2 separate regions of the Mus musculus genome follow, and region 1 is linked to region 2. Evidence: chromatin loops called from intact Hi-C (ENCODE). Cell type or tissue: gastrocnemius. All regions are shown on one strand. Links, peaks and the distances in the headings refer to the core of each region. The heading gives the core; the rest is flanking DNA. Region 1 has its middle 8.9 kb from the start of Ube2q2. Region 2 holds the start of Ireb2 (iron responsive element binding protein 2).

Region 1 (5,375 bases), core at 113-5,112, 280 kb before region 2:
AGTTCTCAGCTATGCCTCTCTCAAGGAAGCAAAAATCAGCGAAAAACTCAAGACCCACAAGTGTTGCACAGCTAGCTCTGTCAGCAAGCCTAGCTCAGCCTCTGCCTCTGCCCTTCAAGTCCTATTTATACCCTCCAACATCAGGTGTCCTCCAAGTGTCTTGCCTCAGCATGTGTGTCCGTCTCAGCTGACATCACTCTACCAATCAACCCAAGTCTGCTGAAGTGACAAGAAACTGCAGCGCACTAACAGAAGTTTTTTGGTATGCTTCTTTATGGAGTCTCGACAAATGCAGCTCAACTCTGAGATATAAGGCAGACCAATGCATGCATGTTGTTAGAAAAGAATCCCTCATCACATGTCCTTTCACATGCTTGCTTTAGCCGAACATCCTTTCACCTGTGTCTGCTTCAGCTAAACATTCCTTCATGTGTTTGCCCCAGCAAAATACTAACTTTCCAAAGAACCCTTATGTTGTTTCTACTTCAGTTGTCCTCTGGCCTCTACATGCATATGCACACACACACACACACACACACACACACACACACACGGCGGGGGGGGGGGGGGGAAGAGAGAGACAGAGAGAGACACACAGAGAGAGAGACAGAGAGAGAAGAGGAGACAGAGAGAGAGACAGAGAGGCAGAGAGAGAGAGAGAGAGGATGCTCTGGTGAAACTTTTTTTTTTTTTTGGTTTTTCGAGACAGGGTTTCTCTGTGTAGTCCTGGCTGTCCTGGCACTCACCTTGTAGACCAAGCTGGCGTCGAACTCAGAAATCCGCCTGCCTCTGCCTCCTGAGTGCTGGGATTAAAGGCGTGCGCCACCACACCCGGCTTAAATTTTTTTTTCTTTCTTTTTTTTTTTTTTGAAACAATTTTTTAAAAGATTTATTTATTTGTTTATTTATTTATGTGTGAGTACATTGTAGCTATCTTCAGAAAGACCAGAAGAGGGCATTGGATCCCATTACAGATGGTTATAAGCCACCATGTGGTTGCTGGGAATTGAACTCAGGACCTCTGGGAGAGCAGTCAGTGCTCTTAACCGCTGAGTCATCTCTCCAGCCCAAACAAACAATTTCTCAGAGACTTTGGATCAGCCCACGTCAGTAGTGAGAGAAGCTGAAGCAGAGCGAGCAGCAGTGAGATCAGAAAGTATCCTGCCAACTCTAGGGACGTGCCTGGGGCAGAGCTGCTGAATCTGAGGGGTGATGATAGTCCAGAAAGAGTTTTATTCAGAGTAATAGTGAATAGGATGGAAGACCGGCAGGAAAGCAGTGATGCCACACAGCCTAAAGAGATGCTGACTGTGGTGTGCTGGGGGTGAGGGGGAGCCTCAGGATAGAGACTTTGTATCTCCGGATAGAGACTTTGTATCTCAGGTCTGCACCTAGGAACATAGGGCAAGGAATATTTTTAAAAATTAAAAACTGGGCTTGGTAACAGAAAACTATAACCTCAGCCTGGAGAGGCAGATGGAAGGATCTTAGGCTTCCTGGCCAGCCAGGTCAACTGAATCAGTGAGACACCCTGTCTCAGAAAATATCATGAAGAGCAATTCAGCAAGACAGCCAATGTTGACTTCTGGCCTCTATATAGGAGACTGTGTGTGTGTGTGTGTGTGTGTGTGTGTGTGTGTGTGTGTGCACGCAAGCATACACATATAAAACACACACAAAATATGTATGTCTGTGCATAGAAAAGCACTTTTATCATTGTAAAAGATAAAATAGGATTCCAAGTCTTAGAACTGGACATTTCAAACATTTTGGACTACCCAGTGGAATAACTGAGGGCCTTTATCCAGGCTGTATAAGTACCTGGAAGGATGCACCATCATATTAATAATGAACATTTCCTGGCAGTGACTTGAGGCTATTTCAATTTTCTATCTGCTTATTTATATTTTCCAAAATATTGGTATTGGATAGATACATGTCAGTAGCCTAAATACATAATTTTAAACTAGTCTCTACATATTTAAGATAGAGAGATGTCAGTCATGGAAGAATTTTGAAAAGAAAATTTAAAAAGTCAGTACATATCTGTTTGGTTTGCTAGGGTTTGAACCCAGGACCTCATAAGTTGCTAGGCAAGCACTCTGTCACTGCCCTACCTCCCAGCCCCAACTTTATTTTTGTTTGTTTGTATTTTAGGTTTCTCACTGAGCCTGAAGCTCAGAGTTTGAGCTGAACTGGCTGGTCAGCAAAGCTGGGAGATCTTCCTGCACGCCCCCCCCCCTCCCCTGCTCTGGAGTTATAGGCTTGTACCACTATAGGCATCTTTTTTTTTTTTTTTTTTTTTTTTTTTATGTGACTGCTGGGGATCAAATTGGGAGCTCATGTTTACACTGTGAGCCCTTGACTCTCACTGAGCTACTTCCCCAGCTCCTGGTTTGATTTGATCTGTTTTCTAATCACAAAAGGACTCTTGAAATAGAAGTGATTCAGAGCTTGATTTACAAACACCTGAACACCAGGCTTCTAGACAAACAGCCAATTCACTGATGCTTCACAAATGTTAAATGGTACCCTGTTTCAGAAAAAAAAAAAAAAAATCCTTCTCCCCAGACCAAGCTGAGTAAGTGTCTTGGTGCTTTCACTTTGGCTTAAGGGGGTCTTCCTCCTCTGGGATCAGATTCGGGTCATCAAGGGGTGTGATTTCCAAGAGAAATTCATGGAAACAAGAGCTTGATTCTGTTTGCATTTTCCATAATCAATGAATGCATTATAGGATTCTGAATAGCCTGAAATCAATAGATTATCTCCCTGGTTACATTTAGGTCTCATCTTACAAAGTATGAAAAATTAAATAGTGATGAGCACAGTCCTTCAAATCTCATGGGCAAGGGTAGACAACACAGCCCACTCAGGGTGGAGGCCTCTTTACCAGTTACAAACACGCTCCAGCTAAAAGCCTGGAGCTCCACTCAGAGGTTAAAACAAAATCTGCTCATGGCAGAATACCAGAATGGCACTGAGCTGGCTTCCGGGGTTACTCTCCCGGGAACATGTGGCCAGTCACATTCTCTGATACTTGATTTCTTTGTGTGTCAAGAGGTCTTGGACAGAATTCATATTTTCCACCATCCAGACATGCTTAGTTCCAAGAATGCGTGAGGGAATTTGCTAGCTCAAAGGGTTGAAATGGTCAAGGAGCCCACAGGTGTGAGAACAGAGCAAACGTAAGTGCCACAGGAGCTGGACAGAAGGCATGCCCAGTAGTTAGTAGTGCTTCCTGGCAGAGAACAGAGAAGGCCAGGGAGAAATACTTTGTCTTGGTTGAAGAACTGACTTCTCTTCTACTTTCTAAATGCAACAGTTATGTGGTGTAGTTTCCCTCTGAATTTCAAAGGATCCCAGATTTGGTCTTAGTCGGCACTGTCCCAGAAGTAAGCCATTGAACAAGGATTCCAAATACAAATATGGTCTCTCTGATAAAACTGGTAATATTCTAGAATCCCTTTGGACCCCAATTTCATTCCCCCCTCCCCCAGGATACTTCTGTTCTGTTTTGGATATTCACTATGCCAATTGCACCTGGGTTTCCCTTTTGAGGAGATTGTTTGTTGGTTTGTTAGTTGGTTGGTTTTTTTGTTTGTTTGGGTTTTTTGTTTGTTTTTTTTTTTTTTTTTTGGTTTGTTTTGGTTTGTTGTTGTTTTTTTTTTTTTTTTTTTTTTTTTTTTTTTTGAGACAGGGTTTCTCTGTGTAGCCCTAACTGTCCTGGAACTCACTCTGTAGACCACGTTGGCCTCAAAATCACAGAGATCTGCGTGCCTCTGACTCCTGAGTGCTGGGGTTAAAGGTGTGAGCCACCACTATCAGTGGGGCCCAATAGCTAAGATGTGGACAAGGGGGTACACCTGGAAAAGACGTTATCACTTCCATGGTGGCAGAGTGGGATCACAGCTGCCCTTCTCCTGCTGAACTCACCTCCTACCTACTATGTAAGAGAGAAAGAAGCTCTCGAATGTCAGTACTCTATTTTAGGTGCTTTGTTTTCAGCATGTTCCCTAACCAACAGACTCCCTCTCAGGACAGTTGGCTTCCCATTGGGCCTTATTGTATTACTCTTTCTGGACTGTGTCCTTCCTGGAAAGAGACAAGTCACAAAGGGAAAATAAAGGAGAAAAAAAGAACAAATAAACCTATTACTGATGTTTGCATCACTCACGGCTGCCAACCATTCTTTAAATAATCTTTGTATCTGGGGAAGGTTCTGACAGTGATTAAATAAAGCCAGACAATAGTTAAAGTGAGGAGAACAGATTTTTCATTCAGTAACTTCTGACAACAGGGGAAAGGGCCAAGCTCCGTTCCAGTGTGTGCATCGGTGACAGGTCAGGTTGAGAAGGAGGGTCAGGGGAGTGAACTGGTCCTAGGGGAAGAGCTTGCTGAGGGCTTGCAGGGATGCGATGGTGCCACTCTCAAAGTTAGGATCCACTTTTCCCTGTCCGTTCTGATGGATACGTTTCAAAGTAATGGTTTTTGGGTCCTTGAGCAAAACACTATGCGTTGATGGACACACACACCAAAGACATAGAAAATATTTCCTTTTGTAATAAATGTCCTAAGAAAGGGAAGGCGGGCAGGGGCCTGTCTCAGTGTTGGCTAAAACAGATTACATTGTTTCTTTTTTGACTTCTGAGCTGTTCCACACAAAACACTCAAAAGAAGACTGGGATGGGAGGAGCTGGGAAAATAACTCAGCCAGTCAAGGCTGATAAAAGCATGCAAACCTGATTACAGCCGTAAAAACATGCAGACCTGAGTTTGATAGGAGAACCCATGTGTGATGGCATGGGAGGCAGAGGCAAGCATATATGTGTGAGCTGAGGCCAGCCTGGTCTACAAACCGAGTCCCAGAACAGCCAGGACTATACAGAGAAACCTTGTCTCAAAATACAAAACAAAACAACGAAACTAAAACAAACACACAAGCAAGCCAGGTAAGGTGGCAGACTCCTGTAAGTCCAGCTCTGGGGAGACCGAGACAGTTGGAGTCCTGGGGCTTGATGGCCATTAAGATAGCAGTTTTTTGTGGTTGTTTTTTGTTGTGGCTTACAGGTTACAGCCTATTATCAGGGGAAGCCAAGGCAGGAACCTAGAGGCAAGAACTGGTCTGTAAAACAACAGTGCTTTCTGCCTTGTTCCCCATGGCTCTCTCTTGCCCATCCTCTCTGTTTTGTTTTTTTTCCAAACAAGTCCCACATGTAGCTAGCACTGACTTTTCTACTCACTCCGAAAACACCAGGCTGTCCTTGAACTCACAGAGATTTGCCTGCCTCTGCCTCCTGGGATGAAAAGCATGAGTGTGCACTATAACCTGGCTCAGCCTGCATTCTTATATAACCCAGGCTCCAGCCCCAGCAAGC
Region 2 (5,375 bases), core at 108-5,107:
TGGGCTCAGTTGATGATTCTATTTAAAGATGATAAATATTTTTAAAGAATAATCAGAGGCTCTAAGCAGTAGCGGTCCCTGCCTTTGATCTTAGCACTTGGAAGGCAATAACAGATAGATCTTTGAGTATGAGACCAGCCTGGTCTACAGAGTGGATGACAGGACAGTCACATTCTACAGAGAAACCCTGTCCTGAAAAAAACAAAAACAAAACAATAACCAGAGGCACTGACCATTGAAAAAGTTAACACACACATTCAGTCACTATAGATTATGATGTTCTCTTTTAAAAATAAGATTAGCTTCTGGGGGGAGGGGAGGAGAGGCAGCATCTAATTAACTAAAAGTTTAAAGAAGAAATCGAGGTATGGTTTCTATTGTTCTCAACCAAAAGTCCCAAAGGAAGTTTTATAAAATGTCTTCTGCTCACCTTGACCAATGCACTGTAACTACTAGAAACTAAGCCCACGAAAAACGTAAAGCAACATTACCATACTTGGTGCCGCCAAGTTTAGGTACATTGAAGAACTTCTTCTGTGAATTGCCATTTAATGTTTCAATAAGGTACTCAAAGGTGTATCCTGGAGAAGAAAAAGAACAAATGCCTTTCATTAAATACATTCCATCAAATACATTAAGTACATTAACTACAGTTACCAAGAACCTTATTCAAAGAGAAAACACCCAAACTTTTGCTCAGCAGAACTCTGTGTGTGATGGAAAGCTGATGGGAATATTGCACATTTGCATTACCCTGCGGGGCAGCTACGAGGGCCACCTTGAACCATGGAGGCAGTGATGGAGGTGCTGACTGTCCCATACCACAGACACAAGACTCGTCTCCACGGGACTGCAAGGGGACAATTCTAAACCTCGACTCTTGTCAAACAGAAACTAGTGAGACAGACAGCTTTCTACCTTGCCTGTTGACACAGGGTGTTGTCACTGTATCCCAGAGTGGACTTAACCTCACTGGGCAACCCAGGAGAGCCTGCAAGTAGAGGCAATAATCGCCCATTCTGTCTCCTGAATGCTGGGATTACAGCATTACCCACCCAATGGCTTTTCAATCTTAGAAATGTTAAATGTCTGCAAAGAGACCATAAGAATGGTTTAAATGATGTACAAGCATTCAGAAATCGTGCCCTGAACATGCTTAAGTACAGAGATAATGCTTTGACAAAACCATTGTTAGAGGTTCAAAAGGCAATTAAAAATCCAACAACAGAACACTAAAGATGATTTTTAAAGTGACCATCAAAATATCTAGGTAAACTGGCACATTAGATTCTACTAAGAGATATACCCTTAATGGTTATGCACTAATTGAATATGCCCCCACTCTCAGTGTTGTGAGAAAGGGTGAGGTAGATAAAAATTCATTATGCGGCCTCATTACTTGGATGGGTGAGACCCTTAAACATTGCTCTAAGATCTTCTTCCAAAACCAGAAAAGACAAGCACAGTCCATTCAGAAAGAACAGTGTTTTTCTTTTGTGGAGGGAGGTGGATGGGGGAGGAGACTGCAACAAATGATCTGGGAACCGGCTAACGTTCAGCCTCGACAGCCCCTCCACTTCCAGGAGCAAAGAAAGGGAGATCCCAGGATGCTGGGTAGAAGGATCAGCCAGCAGAGTGAAAGCCAAACAAGGGAGCCAGGTCTTCCGACACTCAATGCTCACAAAAGGGGGGCGGGCAGAGAAAGACGTGGGCTTGTCCCTGCCCCAGCAGTTCCTCCTGGGGGCCTGGAGGCTGCAGCCAACAAGCAGCGGGCCCCGGCCAGGGGCGGAATTAGCGCTCCGCTGAAGAGCGGGACGCGCGGGCGGGGACGCCCGGCCTTCGCGGCCTCCGCCCCGAGGGGAGAGAACGACCAAGCCCTGAGGGCCCGACCGCCCCCCCGGGTGACCGTAAGCAGAGCACAGCGAGGGCCACGGATGTACAGCAGCGCACGCCACCAGCCGCCAACGCTAAGGCGGCGGCCGGGAACTGACCTGCACTTGGGGAGTCCATCGCCGGAGACCATATTATCCCTGCGGGGAGGGGGCCAGCGGGGGAAGGAGGGGGAGGCCAGGCCGGGAAGAGAGGGAGGAAGACGGGCGGACGGGCAGGGGAAAGGAGGAAGGAAGCAGTCTCGCGCAGGCACCGCGAGAGCCGCAGAGCTGGCCCGGGGTCCGCGCTCGCGGGATTTGCCGGCTAACTCTCGCGAGATCCTCGGACCGGCGAAACAAAGAAAGAGCGGGGCGGAGCCAGCGGGTAGGCGGGTCTCTGCGCAGCCTCTGTTGTTCTCCAGAGCTGGAGGTGGGGGGGCGGAACCCTGGGAGGTTAGTAACTTTGACAACGGGACGCCATAGGTTCCGTTACTTTCTTGTGGGCCCAAAAGTATACCGTGAGGTTTTGAGGTCCCGCGATGTCTGCAGGACTGTCTTGTAGGAAAGAGCCAGGATTGGGACTCAAGTTCTCCCTGCATGGTAAAGCCTTGTGTTAAGCCGTGATGTAATGAGGCGCCCACTCGTGCATTCTCAAGAGAACAAGGCCGGGTTAATGGGACACATAGGCAATCGACTAATTGAATGAATTAAAATGTCCATACTTTCCTATAACTTCAACCTTTCTCTTCCCAGGAGCAGTTAAACGTGATGGTGTCCTAAGTTTCTCTCTGGCCCCGCCAGGGAGAGTCCTTATGTCTTCCCTGTCTTGTCTTTTGGTTAGCGGACTCTTTGGAGTTGTCTGGTTTGCCCTTTTCTTCCCCACTCCTATCCCTTCTCAGACTGGTTTCCACTTCCAAAAATGCCTGTGATAAAGGTAGGCATAACTATTTGCTAATACCCCAGCTCTTGCTTTAACTGTTTGTTTAGTATGTTTGCTAAGACAAACTGTATTAGCTTCCATAATTCCAAAACTATTCTGTACTTCCTGGCCTCCAAGCCTGCTTCATCCCAGTCTCCTCTACCAGGGCCTTTCTCTGCCCAGCTATTAAGTGTACTGTCATTAACTCTATCTCGTGACATGAGCTTTGCACCAGATTTCATTTCCTCTGGCTCATTCATCTGTCTATTGGCTCCAGCTATCCGTTCATAAGCTGATGCTCTCTAGCCTACCTACAACTCAAACCCATCTCCTAAGCTTAGAGGAATATATCCTAACGCTTGTTACCACAGGCATCTCCTATGCAAAACCACCACCACAACCACTGCCACCCAAGCCAGTGACTGAGTCCTTATGTGTCTGTCACCTACACCAGCGAATGCCACCGCCTAAGCACATACCAGCACGCTATCCTTGGCTCCTCTCTTCCATTACTGTTTAGAAGTCCACTTGATCCACTGGCTTCCTGACCTTAACAACTGTGACAGTCTTCTCAGAAAGTCTCAAGGGCATGACTATTCTCGAAATCATCTCCATGAAACTGAAACAAACTAGGAAGGACACAGTAACCAAACTCACATACCAAGAAACTGAGTCTGGATTTGCGATGCATTCAGATGGAAGCAAGAGCTCACGTATAACTTCATTGTTCACGAGGCTGAACTGAATAGTTCTGCTTCTCTTGAAACAACACTCCTGTACACCGTTGGCTAACCCTTACTCACTCTTTCAAGACTTGGGCTTTTCTTTTTATGTTTTAAAGATTTATTTATATGTGTATCTCAATGTTAGTGTATGTCATGTGTGTGCAGGTGCCCAAGGAGGCCAGAAGAGGGTGTTGAATCATCCTAATTACCAACCTATCTCTCAAATCTCATGGTTTTCACTAGTTTGAGCTTTTGAAAATTCGTTTGTTGTGGTTCTGGGGGTTGAACTGAAGTCTTCTACAAGAGCACAAATGGCCTTAATTGCTAAGCAATCTCTCCATCCCCCCAGGACAGTCTCTCATACAACCACACTACAACAGTTAAATTCAAGAAATTTAGCACTAGCTGGGCGTGGTGGTACATGCCTTTAATCCCAGCACTCAGGAGGCAGAGGCAGGTGGATTTCTGAGTTTGAGGACAGCCTGGTTTACAAAGTGAGTTCCAGGACAGCCAGGGCTATACAGAAAAACCCTGTCTCAAAAAAAAAAAAAAAAAAAAAAGAAGAAGAAAGAAAGAAAGAAAGAAAGAAAGAAAGAAAGAAGGAAATTTAGCACTGGTACAGTACCATTAATATTTACACTTTATGCATTTGAAGAATCAGCCCTATTAATATTCTATAATCAAACATTGACATCATTTACAACCAAATTTTAAAATGTTGCCAATTGTTTCAATTGTTTACCTTGTTTTATTTATTTGTTTTGAGATGGTCTTGCTGTGTAGCTCTGGCTGATTCCACATTCACCAGACAACCCCAAAGGGACACTAGGCTGCCCACGCGTGACAAACGTGGCTCTGGCAGGGCCTGCCCTTCTCCTTCATTCCCTCTGCCTTGTAAAACTGTTAGATTACACTCCTAAAGCTGGCAATCAAGGTCTGTTCCCTTATTTAGCTACTTCTTCCTCCTGAGGCTGACAACAAAGGTCCAGCTATTAAAAGATTGAAGTCCAGCAATCAACAGCCCCCTTTGGCCCACCTAATTAACACGCACAATTAAATTTAAAACCTCACCCTAACCCAGGGTTTCCCTTTTCCCTTTATAAACTGTCATATGCCTAGGAGGCTTGTCTGTCTGCTCTCCATCCAGAGGCAGTCCCCTGCTCCCCTCCCCCACAGACATGCTCCTTTCCCCCTTTGTCCTGCTCCCTTTCTCCCCTCCCTGTTCCCTTCCCCTTCTCCCTGTCCTTTATCTCCAGTCTTTGTCCCCTATCCTGTCCTCTGTCCCTCCTTTTTGCTGAGAACTTGGTCTTGGGTGTCTCGAGCTGACTCAGAGGGGAAAAAAGCCCAAAGTATCTTCAAACTTATAGCAGTTCTCCTGCCTCAACCTCCCAAGTACTGGTGTTACAGCCATGTGCTACCACGCCTAGATAATATTGTTTTTCTAGAAACTTTTTCCCACTAAAATCCAATCCTGTCTAGTCTGTACTTAGGATAGTCTCTTAGCTGCTTATTTTCCTTGGTGCTGTTGGTATCTGTCAAAGCACATAGTTGTTTTTGCAAAATGTTCATTAATTGGAACTTGCCTCATTGTTTCTTCATGCTAAGGTTCATCAGGTGAGTCCAACCTTTAGATATTGCATCACAGCGCTCACTTCAAAGTTCATGAAAACTTATGCAACCAAGTTTTAAAAAAGTATTTACTTACAATGTTGACGCTCTATAATGGCAAAGGCTATAAACTGCCATCACCACATGAGCCACTGGAATGACTCGTACTGACCGTGTCTCAATGGTGTCGCCTGTGGCTTTAGGTGCATATGAAGGCGGGCACAGGGTAGGTAAGCACGAGGTTACTGCTTATAA

Evidence for each region. Hi-C counts contacts between places; a loop is a spot of excess contacts. Peaks named below come from ENCODE experiments on the same cell type or tissue, not always from the same donor. Only the 100,000 strongest peaks of a DNase experiment are listed, where the experiment ranks them.
Region 1: it touches region 2 in a loop (2.1-fold over the local background); 1 of 42 quality-filtered maps calls a loop at or near these places.

Annotation. Positions count from the first base shown.
Region 1 is chr9:55,137,828-55,143,202 of GRCm38, reverse strand. No RefSeq gene overlaps it. Among named protein-coding and RNA genes, the nearest start is that of Ube2q2, 8.9 kb to the left of the region's middle. In gastrocnemius, for the core only: a CTCF peak has its summit at 2,949; a DNase peak (open chromatin) is centred at 2,940.
Region 2 is chr9:54,860,513-54,865,887 of GRCm38, reverse strand. Ireb2 (iron responsive element binding protein 2) reads right to left here and starts at 2,133. Exons shown (of 22, transcript NM_022655.3): 1 at 1,992-2,133; 2 at 492-581. The coding sequence starts at 2,010. In gastrocnemius, for the core only: no CTCF peak of the experiment used is centred there; DNase peaks (open chromatin) are centred at 1,857 and 2,204; H3K4me3 peaks cover 2,206 bases; H3K27ac peaks cover 1,550 bases.